Regions from separate parts of the Homo sapiens genome. Here regions 1 and 3 are each linked to region 2. Evidence: read pairs that join two places in POLR2A ChIA-PET (ENCODE). Cell type or tissue: PC-9. All regions are shown on one strand.

What was found. ChIA-PET counts read pairs that join two places held together with the same protein. Peaks named below come from ENCODE experiments on the same cell type or tissue, not always from the same donor. Only the 100,000 strongest peaks of a DNase experiment are listed, where the experiment ranks them.
Region 1: POLR2A ChIA-PET joins it to region 2 with 5 read pairs; 1 of 35 experiments calls an interaction of 5 or more read pairs at or near these places.
Region 3: POLR2A ChIA-PET joins it to region 2 with 7 read pairs; 2 of 35 experiments call an interaction of 5 or more read pairs at or near these places.

The regions. Positions count from the first base shown.
Region 1 is chr13:25,317,016-25,319,515 of GRCh38, reverse strand. It overlaps NUP58 (nucleoporin 58), which reads right to left. Exons shown (of 16, transcript NM_014089.4): 7 at 166-190. Among named protein-coding and RNA genes, the nearest start is that of NUP58, 17 kb to the right of the region's middle. In PC-9, no CTCF peak of the experiment used is centred here; DNase peaks (open chromatin) are centred at 335 and 1,555; H3K27ac peaks cover 2,500 bases.
Region 2 is chr13:27,053,319-27,055,818 of GRCh38, reverse strand. It overlaps LOC105370124 (a long non-coding RNA gene), which reads left to right. Exons shown (of 2, transcript XR_941767.3): 1 at 1-323. Among named protein-coding and RNA genes, the nearest start is that of USP12-AS1, 71 kb to the left of the region's middle. In PC-9, no CTCF peak of the experiment used is centred here; DNase peaks (open chromatin) are centred at 1,058, 1,438 and 2,108; H3K27ac peaks cover 2,500 bases.
Region 3 is chr13:27,194,297-27,196,796 of GRCh38, reverse strand. No RefSeq gene overlaps it. Among named protein-coding and RNA genes, the nearest start is that of USP12-DT, 23 kb to the right of the region's middle. RefSeq lists an enhancer at 785-1,984. In PC-9, no CTCF peak of the experiment used is centred here; a DNase peak (open chromatin) is centred at 1,356; H3K27ac peaks cover 2,051 bases.

The DNA of each region.
Region 1 (2,500 bases), 1.7 Mb after region 2:
TTACCAGAACATACGTCTATTATTTTACTTTTAACGAATACCATTACAAAAAAGTTTTTTCTCCTAAATGTATATGATATTTACTTTCAATTATACCATCTGCCTACAATTTAATAAGTTAAACTCTTCAATTAAAATGCCTTAAGGGTAAATTTGTAAACTTACTCTGGTCTTGTTCCCGTTTTATCACCTAGAAAATTCAAGAAGCTTCACGTAAAAAAAATTGGTAATTGAACAACATACTCCAAATACAAGCTTTAAATTAACACAAATTAAAGTATAAATATAAACTGTTAAGCATTTCTTTGCTTGCCTCATAAACATCATGTGATGTCATGACTCATCATGAACTCAGAAGCAAAGCATTTTATGAAGACATCTGTACACATAAGCAGATATATGGCAGATGTACATATACTTTCAAGGGCAAGAATTTCCCTTTCTCAACCCTCGTCATGAACTCAGAAGCAAAGCATTTTATGAAGACATCTGTACACATAAGCAGATATATGGCAGATGTACATATACTTTCAAGGGCAAGAATTTCCCTTTCTCAACCATCTTCCGTGAAAAATATCCTGTATGGAAAATTTATGTTGTTGCCTACCAGTTTAACTCCTGATAACTTTACCTGACACTTTTTAAGGCCCTATCAGTACAGAATACTGTCAGATTACCTGTACTTCTCCAATCTGACAATCCCTTAAAACAACTATCACAATTTATCTTCCCATCTGCCATGAATACCTTATCACACCCTCACAACAACGGACATATTTTATAAAAAACCTTGCCAGTTATGTAGGTGAAAAATGCCACTTCATAATAATTCTTAGTTTATATTTGGTGAAGAAAACCATTTTCTTCAAATGCTCATGAGACAAGTATATTTCTTCTTTCATGAACTGCTTACTTGTGATTTGCACACTTTTCTTACGGTATTTTTCTTATATATTTCTAAGAGCTATTTCAACATTAAGTATATTATTTGTCTCATTTACATAATTTAATATGTATTTCTAATATTAGACTCTTGTAAGATGTATCTCAATTTCAGAGATGTTAAAATGTGAAAAAATAAGCACCTAAAAATCAAGCATTTTGGGCAGACTGCTTGAACCCAGGAATTGGAGACCAGCCTGGGCAACAGGGCAAAACCCTGTGGCTACAAATTTTTTTTTTATTTCTGAGACGGAGTCTCACTCTAGTGCCCAGGCTGGAGTGCAGTGGCGTGATCTCAGCTCACTGCAACCTCTGCTGCCCAGGTTCAAGCAATTCTCCTGCCTCAGCTTCCCGAGTAGCTGGGATTACAGGTGCCTGCCACTGTGCCCGGCTAGCTTTTGCATTTTTAGTAGAGACGGGGTTTTACCATCTTGGCCAGGCTGGTCTTGATCTCCTGACCTCATGACCCACCTGCCCCGGCCTCCCAAAGTGCTGGGATTACAGGCGTGAGCCACTGCGCCTGGCCAAAAAATTTTTTAAAAATTAGCTAGGCGTGGTGCTGCGTACTTGTGGTCCCAGCTACTTAGGAGGTTAACGTAGGACAATCACTTGAGCCAGGGAGGTGGAGGTTGCAGTGAGGTAAGATCACACCACTGCATTCCAACCTGCATGACACAGCAAGTCACTGTATCCCAAAAAAAAAAAAAAAAAAAAATCAAGCATTTTACTTTCCTCATTTACCTTTTACCTCTGCACATGGGGTTTTACTTTTTTACCTCTTTCATCCAACTGTAATTTATGTTTCCATGTTTTGTATTTTATTAAGATTTTTTTCTTTCATATTTAGTATCTCTAAAATTGCCACCTATCTTCTATAGACGTCCTAGATTTTATGAGACATGGAAATAAAAATAAGGATTTCATTTTATGTTTCTCCAAATAATTCACCAACTTTTAAATTGACTAGCATATTATTTCTTTGATATGACATTTTATTATATTTTGTAAATACTTACATACACACAAACATGTATATAAAAAAAACTTGAGCCTGTTTCTACCATGGATCCCTGATTACCATGGACCCCCAATTAATCTACCTAGCTTTGCCTCAGTAATACACGTGGAGCTCTACAAAAGCTTCCTAACAGTTCTCCATGACAATTCTTGCCTTCCTGAATGCTATTTTCCATATGGCTGTCAGAATGCTCTTAATCTTAAAATACAAATCTCATCAAATCCCTTTAATAGACCCAAATTGCCTGAGGTATTAATATAATGACAAAACTCAACATGGCAAATAAGGACTCCATGACTTCTGGAACCTCATCTTTCTGCTCTATGGCTAATCTGGCCTTCTATCATTTCCTCAAAAGGGTCAAGGTCCTTCTCATCTCTAGTCTCACTTGACGCTGTCCCCTCTTCACTGAATGCTGTTTATTGCTACTCTCTATCTGGTTAAATCCCACACTGGTACTGCAGGGCCCAAGCTAACTGATACAGCTACTAGAAACACAGAAATCATTTGGATTAAAAAAAAAGAATCCCTTGATATAAG
Region 2 (2,500 bases):
AGTGTTGAGAGCCATAATGGGAGCATAAATAAGATGATGCAGGAACACCGGGAAAAGGCATCTAAATCATATTACTGAGCAGAAAAGGCCTCAGGGGAAATAGCACGTGAACTGAGCTTCCAAGAAGTCAGGGTTATTTAGATCAAAGATAGGGTGGAGGCGGGCGGCATTCTGGGTTTCAAGAAAACAGTCCATGAGAAGGCATGGTGGCACACACAAGCATCACACGTCTGGGAAGTACAGCTTTCATGTGGCTGCAGTACACTTGGCAATATTTGGCGAGAAAAGGAGGATTCTAATCCCCAAGGGCCCTTTTTATCCAGGTAAGGAGTCTGGATTTTCCTAAAATGGACATAGGGAACTTTTGAGGAATGTTAATGACTGATTTCTCACGATGACATTTTGGTAAGGTCATTTCAGTGGCAGCGGAGGAGGTAGATTGGAGAGGAGAGCCTGACTGGAAGAGAAAGACCCCTGAGAAGGTAGTAGGAATCCCATTGAGAAGGGACAGGAACCTGGACAAGGTGAAGGCACTGGGGTTGGAGGTGGGGGCTCGGGACTCCAGGTACTGAGGGCAGTCTAGGGCGTGGTGGAGAGTTTGCCATGGAAGTAAGCAGGAGGGAGTCTGCTCTTAACCACAAAAGTTGATGTTCTGCAGGGCTCTGTTCTAGGCAGTTTGCTTTGTTTAGACTCTTCTGAAACAACCATGTCTGCTCCCATGGCTTCAGTTATCATCGGATAACAGTGCCTACCAAACCTTTATCTCTAGCCCAGATCTCCCAGGTCCCAGGCCTGTGTCTCCAGCTGTGTCCCCTGTGCAGTTTTACCCAGTTATGACACAGACACCCCAGACTCAACTTGCTCTACCTACTTCCTGCCCCAACACTGACCTTCCTGCAGCTTCCCTCACCCTGCACGGTGCCATCATCCACCCATGTGCACCTGTCATTGGCTGGAAACCTTCCTTCAGTCCTTCATCTTCCTCCTGCACAGACATTCAGACATTGAGCAAGTTCTGTTAGTAGGACTGGCTCTGCAAACTCTCCTGAACCTGTCTTACCTCTCGTCCATTGCCCTGGTGAGGCTAGTCACCTGGGCCTCCTGCTCAACCTTTCTGCCTGCAGGCTTGGCCTTTACAAACACATTCTCACAGTGAAATTTGAGGGCTCTTTTTAAAGTGTACACATTTATTGAATAGATGCTGAAAGAACTCTCTGGCTTAAGACACTGCAGTGACTCCATGTTCCTCTGAGCAAAATCCATTTTCTTTAACCAGGTCCCTGAGAGCTCAGCTCCTAAACACCTCTGTCACTCTGTCTCTTGGTCTCTCTGTCTCGTCTCTCTCAGGCACACACACCCTCACCCTGTCTACAATCTGGGCATCTGCCATACTGACTCAGTCCCTGGAATGCATTGTGCATGAGCCCTCTCCCTGCTAAACCATGTGCATGTGTCATTTCTCCTGCCTGGAAAGCTCCCACCCCACCCCAACTTCTTACTTTGAAAACCCAGCCATCCTTCAGGTTTCAGCTTATGTCGCCACCTCAGGAAGTCTTTCCTGATTCCCTCCTGAGTGTTTCCACAGCCCCAGCACTTCCTCCGTCCCAGCACCTCCACACTGAGATGTGACTGCCTGTTGACCCGGCTGCCAGCTCATGACCTCACACCACCACCAGCAGACAGCCTCCCTACCTCAGTGGATTCCGCATTGTGAGGGCAGGGCTGTGAGCAATGTGTGCATCTTGTCTGCATGTGCCTAAGGAATAGCAAATGAATACATGAACGAGTGGGTAACTGGACTTCTCATTTCTGGCTTGGGTGACTAGTTAATAGCACCTACACCTAGAGAACAGGGGAGGATGAATTCCTATTGGGGAATGGTAATGTTTGATCTTGAACTTAGTGAGCTCCTGCTGGATTGAGTCCCTGGAAGGCAATGTGCGTGAGCCTTCTCCCCACTGAACATGTGCACGTGTCATTTCTCCTGCCTGGAGCACTCCCACCCCACCCCAACTTCTTAGTTTCAAAACCCAGCCATCCTTCAGGTTTCAGCTTATGTCTCAAGCTTCAGCTTATCTCCTGCTGGAGATGCCCAGCAGGTGGTTAGACACGTGGAGCAAGAGTTCAGGGAGGGCAGCGCTAACCATGGGCTTGGGAGTCATTAGTGTGGCATTGCTATTTGAAACCATTAATTTAGAAGAGGAAGTGTGTGTAGATTAAGGTGTACAGGGGGCCCTGATGGTGTCCTGGGGAACACGGAGGAGGTGCAAGTAGGAAACCCACAAGGCAGACAGAAAAGGCAGCAGGGAGAGACCCGGAAGAGAGTAGCCCACAGGGTCAGATGATGGACAGCCACGCAGGATAAGGATAAAAACATGTCCCTTGGATTTGACAATGAGGTCACAGTTGATCTGGGGGTGGGGGTGCGAAGCGCAAGCTAGATTGCAGAGATGTGACTGCGTGGGCAAGAGGAAATGGAGGGCTGGGCTGACCACTCCTT
Region 3 (2,500 bases), 140 kb before region 2:
GTGAGAGGATCACCTGAGCACGGGAGGATGAGGCTGCAGTAAGCCATGATCACACCAGTGCACTCCAGCTTGGGTGACAGAGTGAGACTCTGTCTTTTAAAAAAAACCCAAAAACCAAAAAACAAATGAAAAAACCGAAGCTAACTAAAATATGACATGATTTTGAGCTATGTATTGAATTTGGAAAAATATTCCATTAAATCATGGCAGATTTAATAACATAGAATATGTTCCCTTTTCTATGGGTTTAGTCATATTACTCGTTTCTGCAGTGCACCTATATACAAAACACAAAAGAATCATAGTTAACAGAATGAAGAGGTAAGGACAGTGGCAGAATTGAATAGAAATCAGGGAAGGAGAAGCGAGGTGGGAAGCCCTGTAGATGCCACATGTCCTCATCTTACAGAGTGGCTCTCAGGAGGGCTGAAAAGGGAGAGTGGTTACCCCTGGGGAGTGGGAGAGGAGCAGGCGCTGGGGGAGAGGAGGAAGGAGAGCTCTACTGCAGCCCCTGGCTTCTACAGGCTCCTGGCTTTGGTCTCTAGAGAAGCCAGATTCTCAACTACCACTGCCTGTTTGAGACCCACGGCCCCTGGTCCTAGTTTCTGCCTCATTCAGCTCTCTCTTGTTTCTGGTCCATGTAAATAATTGTCTTGTTTCTGAGCCATGCTATATCTTTTTTGGTTTTCTCTTTGTGTATTAGTTTGACATTGTTGAATGTGTGCAGCAGATGGCATGCATCTTATGGGGCCACCTTGACTGGAAAGCCATTATATTCCTTTTATAATTTAAAAAATGAGATCTTAAAATGCAGAAAGGGCATTCCTTTCTACTGGTAGGATCTCTTCTGCCACATACTGATATTGTTTAGTTATTATTTTCTGTACATCTGCAAAACCAGAGTGTATCTTTCAAATCAATATAGGATCTCTTTTCTGAACTCCAACACATGGTTATTCCATGAGGGAAACTGAGGCACAGAGAAGGAAATCATAGGAGTTCTGGTCGTTCACCCTCCCTCCACCTGTGAATGCCCCTCCCTCCCCGCAAACTCTCAAGCTTTGCTTTAGTGAAGAGCACATTCAAATACCACGGTGGTCAGAGATGCCAATGTATAATCCCCACGTGCTATATGTTTATACCATCTCCTGTATTTTGACAAGCATCCCCTTCAGCACATTTGTCCTTTCAGGTATCTTTAAGTCACTCCTGCTCCCGTTTCCTTCCGTTCAACCCCTAGTGGAGATGACCATACTCCTGGTCATCTTCCTCCTTCTTCTCCTGCTCCTACTCCCTCCTCCTCTGTGCAGAGACCTTTGTATAGCAAGGGATCATTATTTAGTCACCCTCTAGCCATCTCTTTCCCTGGCTGACTCATTCCTTAACAGTGCGTCCTAGGTCTTATTGTTTTGAGCTATTAGTCATCCTGGTGGCTTTTCTTTGAAATCTCCCCAAGTGCCTTCCCTTTCCTTTACGCTGTGGAGGTTGAATGGGACGCACACTCTGCCAAGCATTTCCAGGAGGGCTGAGGACATAATCTAGCTTATGATTCTATAAGACACAATAAGTAAACCATTGACAATTATACCCTAACAAATAAATAAACAAATAAGTCAATCTTGGGGCAGCCTTCCCTGTGTTTGAATATTTTCATTATGTTTCTTGCTCAGAGGCAGTTTGTTATCCACCCAGCTGGGGAATGGAATGCTCCTTTCCTCTCTAATATCCATTCTCTCCTTTGTTTGTGCTAGAACCCCCAGTTATTAGCTAGGCACACGCCCACCCAGAATAAAGACTATTTCCTAGCCTCCTGATTGCTAGACAAGACTATGAGACCAAATTTTGGCCAATGGGATGTTAATGGAAATGTTGGATGTAATAGCTGATAAATATTTTTATTTATTTCTTTATTTTGGAGACAGAATCTTGCTTTTACTGCTCAAGCTGGAGTGCAGTGGTGCCATCAAAGCTCACTGCAGCCTCAACCTCCTGGGATCAAGTGATCCTCCCGCCTCAGCCTCCTGAGTAGCTGGGACCACAGTTGTCAGCCATCATGCCCAACTAATTTTTAAAATTTTCGTAGACACAGAGTCTCCCTACATTGCCCATCCTGGTCTCAGTAACTCCCGGGCTCAATCAGTTCTCCTGCCTCAGCTTCCCAAAGTGCTGGAATTATAGGGGTGAGCCACAAAGGCCAGTCTGTGAAGTGTTTTTAAATGGTAAGGTGTAGGTTCATTTTTGCACCTTCCTCCTCCTCACTGCTTGGAAAAAGGAGATGAGATGGTAGGAGCCAAGCAGACTTCCAGGACCAGGAAGCCGACAGAGCAGGAGGGAGAAAGGAGCCTGAATCCAGGTGATTGTGCAATCTTGGGCTGCCTACTTTCCGGCTTATTTTATGTGTGAGAGAAACTAATTTCTGTATTTCTAAACTGCTGGGGTTTTTGTGTGTATGTGTCTGAGTGTGTGGGCATGGGGTGGGATGGTTATTTGTTTATTTCAC